2 separate regions of the Homo sapiens genome follow, and region 1 is linked to region 2. A link is a loop called in an ENCODE intact Hi-C map of the cell type or tissue named here. Cell type or tissue: mammary epithelial cell. All regions are shown on one strand. Links, peaks and the distances in the headings refer to the core of each region. The heading gives the core; the rest is flanking DNA. Region 1 has its middle 76 kb from the start of HSD17B6. Region 2 has its middle 34 kb from the start of SDR9C7.

Evidence for each region. Hi-C counts contacts between places; a loop is a spot of excess contacts. Peaks named below come from ENCODE experiments on the same cell type or tissue, not always from the same donor. Only the 100,000 strongest peaks of a DNase experiment are listed, where the experiment ranks them.
Region 1: a loop joins it to region 2, with 7 times the contacts of the local background. A loop is called at or near these places in 2 of 110 quality-filtered maps.

What each region holds. Positions count from the first base shown.
Region 1 is chr12:56,837,009-56,842,386 of GRCh38, forward strand. No RefSeq gene overlaps it. Among named protein-coding and RNA genes, the nearest start is that of HSD17B6, 76 kb to the left of the region's middle. In mammary epithelial cell, for the core only: a CTCF peak has its summit at 3,078 (motif pointing right); a DNase peak (open chromatin) is centred at 3,093.
Region 2 is chr12:56,898,092-56,903,469 of GRCh38, forward strand. No RefSeq gene overlaps it. Among named protein-coding and RNA genes, the nearest start is that of SDR9C7, 34 kb to the right of the region's middle. In mammary epithelial cell, for the core only: a CTCF peak has its summit at 2,635; DNase peaks (open chromatin) are centred at 160 and 2,720; H3K27ac peaks cover 1,293 bases.

The DNA of each region.
Region 1 (5,378 bases), core at 282-5,281, 61 kb before region 2:
AGGTCCTTCCCACCCCATGAGCCACCCATCAGGTGAGCTGAGAGATCAACTAGGGGGAGCAGAGCCACTTGTGGCTGAGAGGAATCATTCTGGGGGTTTGTTAGTAAGCAGGAGAGCAAAAGGGAAAAAGGAAACCACGTACGGGGATTGAATGCTTCAAGCCAAAGAAGGAGAGGCATAGAGGTGTCTTACCACCAGGAAATGACATGAGTCACGTGGCACCAAAGTATGTTAGCAGCAGAGCATATCTGAGTCACGGCAACAACTTATGTTACTGGCAGTGAATCCATATGGGTCTGCAGCAACCTCAATTCTTGCCTCCTCAGAGGAAAGAATTTGACTGAGGGGCATAAGGCAGAGGGAGAGACTGAGGCAAGTCTTAGAGCAGGAGTGAAAGTTTATTACAAAGCTTTAGAGCACGAATGAAAGGAAGTAAAGTACGCTTGGAAGAGGGCCAATCATCGACCTGAGAGATCAAGCACATGGTTTGACTGGGGTTTTATATGTTGGCATACCTCTGGGATCTTGCTGTCCTTCTCTCCTGATTCTTCCCTTGGGATGGGCTCTCTGCATACACAGTGGACTGCTAGCACTTGGGAGAGGCCACATGTGCAGCGTGTTTGCTGGAGTTGTAGGCACGCTCATATGAGGTGTTTTTCCCTTACCAGTCCAGTGTTCCTAGAGGAAGGTTGTCTGCCATTTTGCCTCTTAGGGTGCATTCTTGAGCCTACTTGCCTAATCCTGAGATCTTATTGGGAAGCTGCTAATTACTAGGTTTGGGTGTTTCTATCTATTGGGAGGTTGCTTTCGCTGGTGCTGGCTGTGACCAATTATTTTTTAGAGACAATGCAACAACTGCCTGACCATCACCTGATTATTGCCTGACATTCCTGGTGGTGGGGGCTGAGAGTGGCCCTCTCCTGCCCTGCTCACCTCTGACTAGCTACCTACTGTAACAGAATCATCATGGAGGTGTTCAAGGAGGGAATTGCCTTTAAAAAGAGGGTTAGGTTCAGAGAGGAGGAAAAAGTTGGGCAAGGTGAACCTAGGAAGCTGCCAGTACCAGCAAGTTGGGATTTAGGTCCTCAAGGTGTAATGGGATTATTTCTGAAAACAAGGAGGGTTATGACTTTGTGAAACTCTTCAATCTTTAGTCAGTTAGTCAGATTTATATCTGAGATAGCAGAGGTCCTTTTTCGTCTGAGTTTTATTCCTATAAAAGGGAGAGGAAGAGGAGAGAAATAAAGAAGCATTTCTAGCATGGCCACTTTACTGTAGGCTCTGTGTCTAGGAAATTTTCAAGGATCCACAAAATTTCTTTTGGTTCTCAAACATTATTTTCTCCAGATTATAAGGACAATAGCAAAATAAAAAACACTGATTTGAGTGTAATTAGAATATATCAACCTCATTAGTTGATTAAATTTGTTCCTAAACATTATGGCATTTAAAAATAAATTATAGATTAGTTATCATTACCTGAAACAAATTCCTGATCCTGCAAGATGAAAAGTGATAAGTAATTATGTTAAAACAAATTAATGGTAGCCAAGTAATTTTCAGTGAACTAGTGATAGCCACATTTTAAAAAGATTTTGTTTTTGTTTATTAAAAACTATCACACAGTTTTATTTATGAGGCATTAGAATCTTCAGCTGTTTGAGCATGCCAGGGGGGTAATCCACGTGGGTAGAAAGCTAGCCAGGCGGGAGCAAAGACAGAAGGGATTCCATTTTCCCGGCCTTTTTTTGGCCTTAGTTTGTTGCCAAGTAAATCAGAAACCTAAGAAAAACAGATTAAGCGGTTTCCTTGTGAGTTTTAACCACAAATCTATGCTGCTGTCAAGAGCTGTAAGAAGGCTTTGCTTGCTCAAATCTCAAAAGGAAGACATTTTACTTTCCTCAAACAGAAATAGTCCCAGGGCTAAAATATTCACTTCCTTTGGTCATGCCTGGACCCAAGGCCCCGGGGACGGGAGGACTCCAGGGTCAGGGAGAGAATATTAATTCCCTATTTCCTTTCAAAATTTGGAGCAGAAGGGATATGTGCAGGAGGGAAATGCAAGATAACTACAGATTGAATTCTAAAGAAGGCAAGTCCTTGTGCTGCTCACCAACCTCCCTCTCCTGCACTCACCCCTCTCAATGCCCTGCCCTGATCCTTGAGAAAGTAAATATTAATTTGAACAGAGAAAGTATCTTTCTGGCTGGCCAAAGGGTTTTTTGAAGGACATGCTGCAACTGTAAAGTGTCTTAACGACCTCTTTCTTTGAGTGACTATAGACTTTTTACTCACTGAGAAATCTTGTTCTGTAAAAGCAAAGACTATCAAACACTTCAGTGTTTAAAATTCTATTGTAAGAGGCCAGGTATGGTGACTCACATCTATAATCCCAGCACTTTGGGAGGCCAAGGTGGGAGGATGGCTTGAGGCAAGAAGTTTGAGACCAGTTTGGGGAATAAAGCAAAACCTCATGTCTAAAAAAATTATATCATAAAAATGAATATCCCACCCTTGCCTGAGTCACTTTGACACAGAAGCAGCCTCATTATATAACCCAGGTGCAGAACTTTAGATAGGGGTTGCTGGAAACATTTCACATCTAAACTGTGCTTTCTAATGAAACAAGACCTTGGGACCATTTTGTAATCCAGACCTGGAGTTGATCTCTTTTCACAGAGCCCTGCTTTGCTTGGAGTCTATCAAGAAATTGCTTCATCTCCATATCCTATAATAATTCTCTTTTCCTTTGATCAGACAACCCATGAGTCCCCTGGTATGCAGTCTTCCTCATGGCAATAGGACAAAAGACCTGACTTTGTTGGACCTTAAGTTTATTCCTGGTGCCTCAGGCTGATTAGGAGACCTTTTGGCTTCAGCCTCTCCCTGTGGGGTTTTCTGTCCCTCACCCCTCAGAGGACTTGTGTAGGATGCCAGCTGGCCCTGAGGCCTGTGCCACATTGATGCAAGGATGAGAGTCAAGATCTGCCATGATAAGTCAAGGGAATGTGTAAAATGGCATGTTGGAACTCAGCTGCAGCTGGTCCTGCTGTCCTGCTCGGTGTACCCCCCAGCCACCAGAGGGCCCCAAATGGCCTGCTTTGGAGTTTCTCCAGCAATCATTGAAATTTGGCTCTTGTCTTACAGTCTTTGGTTAGGCTCACAAAGTTTCTGCCAATTCCCTGGGCTGCTTCAAAAACTCTAGCTTACAACTGATGGTAGGAAAACAACACCTAGAAAAACACAGACCATGCCTTAGTGATCAGAATATAGATGTGATTTGATTGCCTCATACTAAGACTCAGCTAGGGGTACTTTTTGAATAATAAAACTTATTAAGAATCCCCCTCGATTAATCAGGTCTTTCTCATCTTATGATTAAGTAAGCTTGGAAAACACTGATTTACACAAGTGATCCACCCTCAGTAAGGCAAAATAAAATGTAGACAGTGTAATTACCTCCTGCTTTAAAGGATGCAGCTAAGAATCCTTTTGTGAAGTAAGTTTCTCCAAATAAGAGTGAAAAAGAATAAGCACCTCTTATTTACTAAGTTAGCATTTTCATGCCCTGGATTTTTGAGGGCCACTGTTCTTGCAGTTTGCTTTCTATACCAGTTTCTATACCTTTATTATCTATACCTCCCTATCTTTCATTCATTCCCTCCTTCTACCCAGATATATACACGTACCACACAACCTGAATATTTCAGAGCAATCTTGATTCCAAGCATTCATTCACTGTTCTCATAAAAATGCTTGTATTTGTCAGTCCTAAGAACAGTCATCATTCATAATGTATCTGTCAGCAATGAAAACACATCCCCAGTATATGCCTAAGCTAACCCCTAATATTTTGTACCTGGAACATTATCTGGCTAACCAGAGACATTGAGGACAAAGCAATTTGTCTGAAGGACAGACTCCCCCACTGCCCCCGCCATCCATCCCCTGCACTGTACTCTGTCCCCCATGCATCCTTCACTCCCTGGGTGGCTGCAGCGATATTCTCTGTCTTGGTGATGTCCAGGGTCACCGTCTCCAGCCTGTCTGAAGTCTGGCCCCTCAGCTGCTCTGCCTCCTTCTCCATCAGACACATAGCCAGCACCCTCAAGCTTTGCGTATCCAGCTGTCTTGCCAGCAGATTCCCGAAGCCCGAGTCACAGCCCATGATGAAGCAGTTATCTCAAGGGAGGCTCACCACCTGTCTCTCCCACTACCAGCGCAGAAGGTAGTACAGGCCCACGAGGGCTATCAGGGAGAGTCCCATGGCAGGGGTCTCTCCTTCACCTTGGGAAAGAAAGAAAATCTTCTAAACCTTAAAAAGTATGTTCTCTGACCACAATGGAATTAAATTAGGAATAAATAACAGAAAAGTATCCAAAAAATCTCCCAGTAGTTGGAAAATTACAAAATATTTGGCTAAATGATACATGCATGGATTAAAAAAGAAATACAAAGAAAAATTAGAATATATTTCAACTGAGTGAAAATGAAAATGTGGTACATTAAAGTTTGTGGAGTGGGGCTAAGCTGTGCTTAGAGAGAAATTTATAACACTAAATGCCTATATTAGAAAAGAAGAAAGGTTTCTTTTTTTAACATTTATTTTAAGATCGGGGTACACGTGAAGGATTGTTACATAGGTAAACGTGTATCATGGGGTTTGTTGTGTAGATTATTTCATCACCCAGGTATTAAGGCTAGTACCCATTAGTTATTTTTCTTGATCCTCTCCCTATCCCCACCCTCAACCCTCTGATAGACCCCAGTGTTCATTGTTCCCCTCTATATATCCATGTGTTCTCATCATTTAGCTTCCACTTATAAATGAGAACATGTAGTATTTGGTTTTCTGTTCCTGCATTAGTCTGCTAAGGATAATGACCTCCAATTCCATCCATGTCCCTGCAAAGGACGTGATTTCATTCTTTTGAATGGCTACATAGTATTCCATTGTGTTTATGTACCACATTCTTTATCCAGTCTATCATTGATGGGCATTTAGGTTGATTCCATCTCTTTGCTATTGTGAATAGTGCTGGAATGAACATATGCATGTATGTGTCTTTATGATAGAGTAACTTACATTCCTTTGGGTATATACCCAGTAATGGGATTTCTGGGTTGAATGGTAGTTCTGTCTTTAGGTCTTTAAGGAATTGCCACACTGTTTTCTGTAACGGTTGAACTAATTTACACTCCCAACAGTGTATAGGTGTTTTTCTCTACAACCTTCCCAGCATCTGTTATTTTTCGACTTTTTAATACCAGCCATTCAGACTGGTGTGAAATGGTATCTCATTGTGGTTTTGATTTGCATTTCTCTAATGATCAGTGATGTCGAGCTTTTTTTTCCATATGCTTTTTGGCCACATGTT
Region 2 (5,378 bases), core at 88-5,087:
GAGCTGGAATTCCTGGAAGATAAAATGCCAAATTACATAGGTAGGGTGAGGCAAGGAGACAAAGTAGAGAAGGTGACCTAGAAGTAAGGTGAGTGGGTGAGAGGTTGAGTTAAACTTGCCTGGTCTTGAACATTTGTGAATAATGCACAGTGTAGGCCAGTTAGCTGCCTGCCTAGTTCTGACTCATTCCTTACTCTCAGTGCAGACATTACTTCTTCCAAGAAATCTTCTCTGACCTCCCAAGCCTAGACTAATTGCCTCTGCCTTGTATGAGTTCCTATGACAGCCTATTCTTCTCTTGCCATTATGCATATCATATGTTATTATAAATTCTTATTTATTTGTGTCTACTTCTTGACACTGAAAGTTGCTCTAGGGTGAGAACTGTGGCATGTTCACGATCATATCCCCAGGCCCTAGCACAGTGCTCACTTACAGTAGGTGCCCCAACACAAATCAGTTGAATAAATGAATAAGCTATTTCCCTTGATTTTTGGCACTTGGAGGAGAGTATCTTCAGCAAGGCCTTCATTGGGGTACCTCAGATATAGGTTACTGGTCTTACTGAAGCTGGAGTTGGATTGTTCTAGAAAGCAAATTTTCAATGTATCTGTGTGCATATTCAAGTATGTAAGATGCAGCAGGGAAGATGAGACAATGGGGAAGCCTAACCTGCTAGGGAGAAGCAGCCATCAAGGAATAAGACCTTAGGAAGCTGGCTTTCTTGGGATAAAACCAACCAGCTTTGAGGGACTTTTCCTTCACGGATCTGTCAAACTTAAAATAAAAATGTAGAGACAAATCTCTAAATATAATTTTTTGGTGTGGGAGAAAGGATTGCAATTCTGGGCATACATACAGACTGGATGGTCTTCAGTATGTCTGAAGGCCAAAGAGAAAGTTGGAGGTTTTATAAAAAACAGAAATGCTATGTATTGCTCCTTGAAAAAGTTCATGGGCACCTGGTAAATGTTCTGGTGAGCTGGAAACTTTTGATTGGTGAATGATGGTGGGTGGGGGCTGGGTGTAAAATTAATCTTCAAATTGCAGTAGGTCATTTCAGCAACTAATAGATAAAACTGGCTTCGGGTTACATCAGGCAGTTTCAGCAGCCAGGTTGGCAGATAATTACATTTTTTGGAGCAATGTTATGTGTGTCCAGAGTGCTTTTTCTTCCTGGCTTCTCAACTCTGTTTTAGTTAGGTATAACAAAAATGAAATTTTACAGATCAGGGCCCTGTTTGAGGTTCACAATCAGTTATTATGAATCAAAAGTCAAAACTATTTGCTTGGTTGCTGGCAGAAGATGGCCTACAGTTTTCTCCTTTTCTTTTAAAAATATTTATTTATTTATTTATTGTAAGAATCATTTTGACTTTTATTTTAGATTCAGGGGGTACATGTGCAGTTTGATACATGGGTATATGGCATGATGCTTATGCTGAGGTTTGGGGTATGATTGAACCTGTCACCCGGGAAGTGAGACCCAACATTTACTTTTTCAAGTATTGTCCCACTCTCTCCCTCCCCACTGTATTAGTCCCCTATTAGTCCCCAGGCACTATTGTTGACATACTTCATAAGTATCCAATGTTTAGCTCCCACTTATAAGTGAGAACATGCAGTATTTGATTTTCTGTTTTGTGTTAATTCACTTAGGATAATGGCCTCCAGCTCTATCCATGTTGCTGCAAAGGATATGATTTCATTCTCTTTTATGGCTGTGTAGTATTCCACAGTGTATATGTACCACATTTTCTTTACACAATCCACCATTGATGGGCACCTAGTGATGGCAGCAGCGGGCTATCTGGAGCAGCCACTGCCACTGTGCCAGCTACAGTGGGGAAGTGCAAGAAGTAGTGGCAGGAGTGGCTGCAGGAGCAGCAGTGGTGGTGGGGGGGACCCATGTGACCCGCATTTCCTGTGCCCCATGGGCTGCCAGTCATGCAGACCGGAGTGGGAACTTATGGTGCCTTTTCTGGGCCTGCCCATGGCCACATATGAATGAATCAGTGTGCACTTTCTCCCCTCTGAGGCCCACAAAAGCCCTGGGCTTGGCCTGAGGCAGAGCACACAATGGGATGACCAGCTGCAGAGAGGAGTTACCATCTCTGCTGATAGCTGAACACTTGTTGGGATGAGCAGTGCAGAGAGGGGTTACCCTCTCTGCTAGGAGCAGAAAACTCATCAGGACACCCTGGCTGCAAAAAGGAGCTGTCCCCTGTGGGTTTCCTCTGAGCTGTTCTATCTTTCAATAAAGCTCCTCTTTATCTGGCTCACCCTCCACTTGTCTGTGTACCTCATTCTTCCTGGTTGCAGGACAAGAACTTGGGACCCATTGAATGGCAAGGCTAAAAGATCTGTAACACAAACAAGGCTGAGACATGCCCCTTGCTTGGCATATGGTGGGCAAAGAGAAGGAGAGAAGAGCTGTGGCCCTTCAGGGAGCCCAGACCTGAGAGCTCCCTGAGCCAGGGCTGTGACTCCCTCTTTGGGACCCTGTAGTTCCTTGCGTCTCCAAGCTTCCAGGTGCTACCACATTCTCCAGTGCCAGCGAGGAAGCTGCTTGCAGTGTGCCTGGTCCAGCTGCAGCTTTGCAGAGAGCTGGTGCCCATGCAGCACCTGGAGCTCCCCACCCTGTGGCAGCAGCCAGTATGTCTGACTGCACAGTGGCCAGAACCCTCGCTCACTCACACATCACTCACCACTCCGTGCATGACTCACAGTTTCCCTTGAAGGCGTGGGATCCAGGCTGGTAGCATGAGCTGAGTGTAGTCTTCCAGGTCAAGTGGGCAGAATGAGTCCAGCAGGCCTGAGCAAAACTTGGACAAAGGTGCCACTGGCCACAGGTTTCTGGCCAGAAAAGTGACACCCCAAAGATTCTGTCACATTATGGGGGCTTGTCCAGGATCTGCAGAAGGGTGAGTAAAAGTGGACCTGCTCTTTCTGTCCTTTTTTCAGAGTCTCTAAATTCCACAATAGCCAAGATGAAAGAAAATACTGGGCCTCTGTCAACCAGTTAAATGTGACTAGCATGGCTGTTGAACTTAAGACACAGAGGACAGGCTTGCTGGGGAGGACAGTCAATCCCCTTTTACCCTTGGATATTGGGAATGTTGGCTTTGTTCCAACCTAGTTTTCCTTTATAGAGGTCTAGCTGTCACATGGGACTGGAAGGAGGCCCTGGGGAAACTGAGGGTATCTGGCTGAGGCTACACCTTGGTGTTATCCAAAGACCCCTGGACTAATTCTGGTCCCTGACCACCCATTAGAGTGTTAGAACTAGGACCTCCAGTCTTTCCTATTGTTCTTTCTTTCTTTCATGGCTGTCATGTTTCCTATCTCTTCTTTATATACAATGTTAAATGTTAAAGATGTTGCAAACCACAGAGATAATAGTACTGGGTAGAATGAGCATTTGGCTTAGTCATCAAAAGTATAAAATGGAAGATTAAGAGTAGCACAGATGAAGCAAAGTGGGCCTTGGTATCTGTACATAAATTTGTGGTGAAAATGTTCTTGTCATTTCCTTGTTTGAAAACTTAGTGCCAAGCATCTTGAGGCACAGAAAAGAAGTATGGCCTCAGGAAGGAAGTGTTAATTTCAATACTATCCTGCAGCTGGACTTTTTCTGTAAATGCAAGGGCAAATGGTCTGAGGTCCCATATGTTCAGGCCTTCTTTGCCTTGCAGGATAACCTGAACCTTTGCCAATGTTGCAGGATTGATTCAGCCCTCCTAGCAGTTGTCTCAGGAGAGGCTACAATGAGCAATCCCAGGGAAATAGGGAAGAAAACTCCAGAGGTAACTCCAGAGGTGCCTCCATCGGGGGAATCACCTCCTCCCCTCCTCTCTATCCAGGTTCTCTCTCAAGCTTGCCCCAGCCTAGAAATCCTTGCTCTAGGCAGGTCTTTGTCTCACTCCTGTCCCTACAACAGATGCCTGGTGGATATGGCCCCATTAAGTTCAAGGTCCCCTTTTCTCTACAGGACTTAAGGTAAATTAAGGGGGATCTTGGCAAGTTTTCTGATGGTGCTGACAGGCATATAGAGGCTTTCCAGAACTTAACCCAAGTATTTGAGCTCTCCAGGAGGGATGTCATGTTACTTCTGAATCAAAGCCTGACCACCACTGAAAAGCCAGCCATGCTGCAAGCAGCAGAGAATTTTGGGGATGAACTTTATCTTTTATATAGGGTCAGGAAGGGGGAGGAGCCTTATCTGATTGAAAGAATAGCAGTGCCATTGTAGGATCCTAAATGGTATCTCAATGATGAAATGAGAGAATGGAGGAGAAAACACTTTCAGGTGTGCATACTGGAGTGCTTGTGAGGGACTGGAACCAGGCCTCTTGATTTCACTGGGCTATCCATGGTAGACCAGAGATTGGGTGGGAGTCCCTTGGAGTGTTGGGAGGGGACTTGTTAAAGCATATCTCTCTGTCTCCTGATTCAGTCAAGAGACAACTGGTCCTAGGGGATGAGTTTATCACAGAGGCAGCCCTTGATATTAGGAGGGGACTGTGGAAATGAGCTGTTGGACCAGACGGTACTTTGGAGGGCCTCCTGGGAGTAGCCACCTTGGTCTTTGCAGTGGGAACCAGGAGGAAGTCCAGAAAAGTGAGGGGAGGTACAGGAAAAAGGCAGAGGTTCTAATAACTGCCTTGTGGGCTCATGGACCCCAGAGTCCCTGAGATACATCTGTTGACTGCTGCAAATGTGGCAGGCCCAGGCACTTTAGGAGGGACTGTCTGGACAGCAGGGGGAGGCCACCTCAATCCTGTCCTGTTTGTGATGGGGATCATGGGAGGGTGGACTGTTCCTTTAAACACCAGTCACCAGGTCCAAGGATGGTCTCCCAAATGGTCCAGCAGGACTGATGGGTCCTGGGGCTCCTGTCACTGGCTCCAGTGGTTCAGACTGCCATTGCCACCCTGGAGACCCAGATGACTCTGGGGGTCAAGGGAAGGAGGGTGGACCTCCTTCTGGACTCTGGAGCAGGACTTTCAGTTCTCCTTTCCAATCTAGGCCCCACTTCTCTCTTGACATGACCGTGAGGGGCATCTCAGGTTTCATTCCTCTACAATGTCAGGAGCCAACATAGTCCTATGAATACAGGGAGCTTTTCTATGTGAGGGGTTAGTTTTTTTTCCTTTTGGGAAGCACCTTATTAGGTCAATTCCTGGGATTCCCTTTCTCCCCCTTGTTTGAGGAAGACCTGGTCCCACAGCTTCACCTGCTTATGATAGGGAAGCAACAGAGGAGCAGCCCCAGCCAGTTGTGGGCTGCAATTTGGTGAGGGCCACCTGGGACTAATTTAATGGATCTGTACACTCTCCTGAGGCATTTATTTGTCCCAAGCTTCAGTTTGAAGCCCT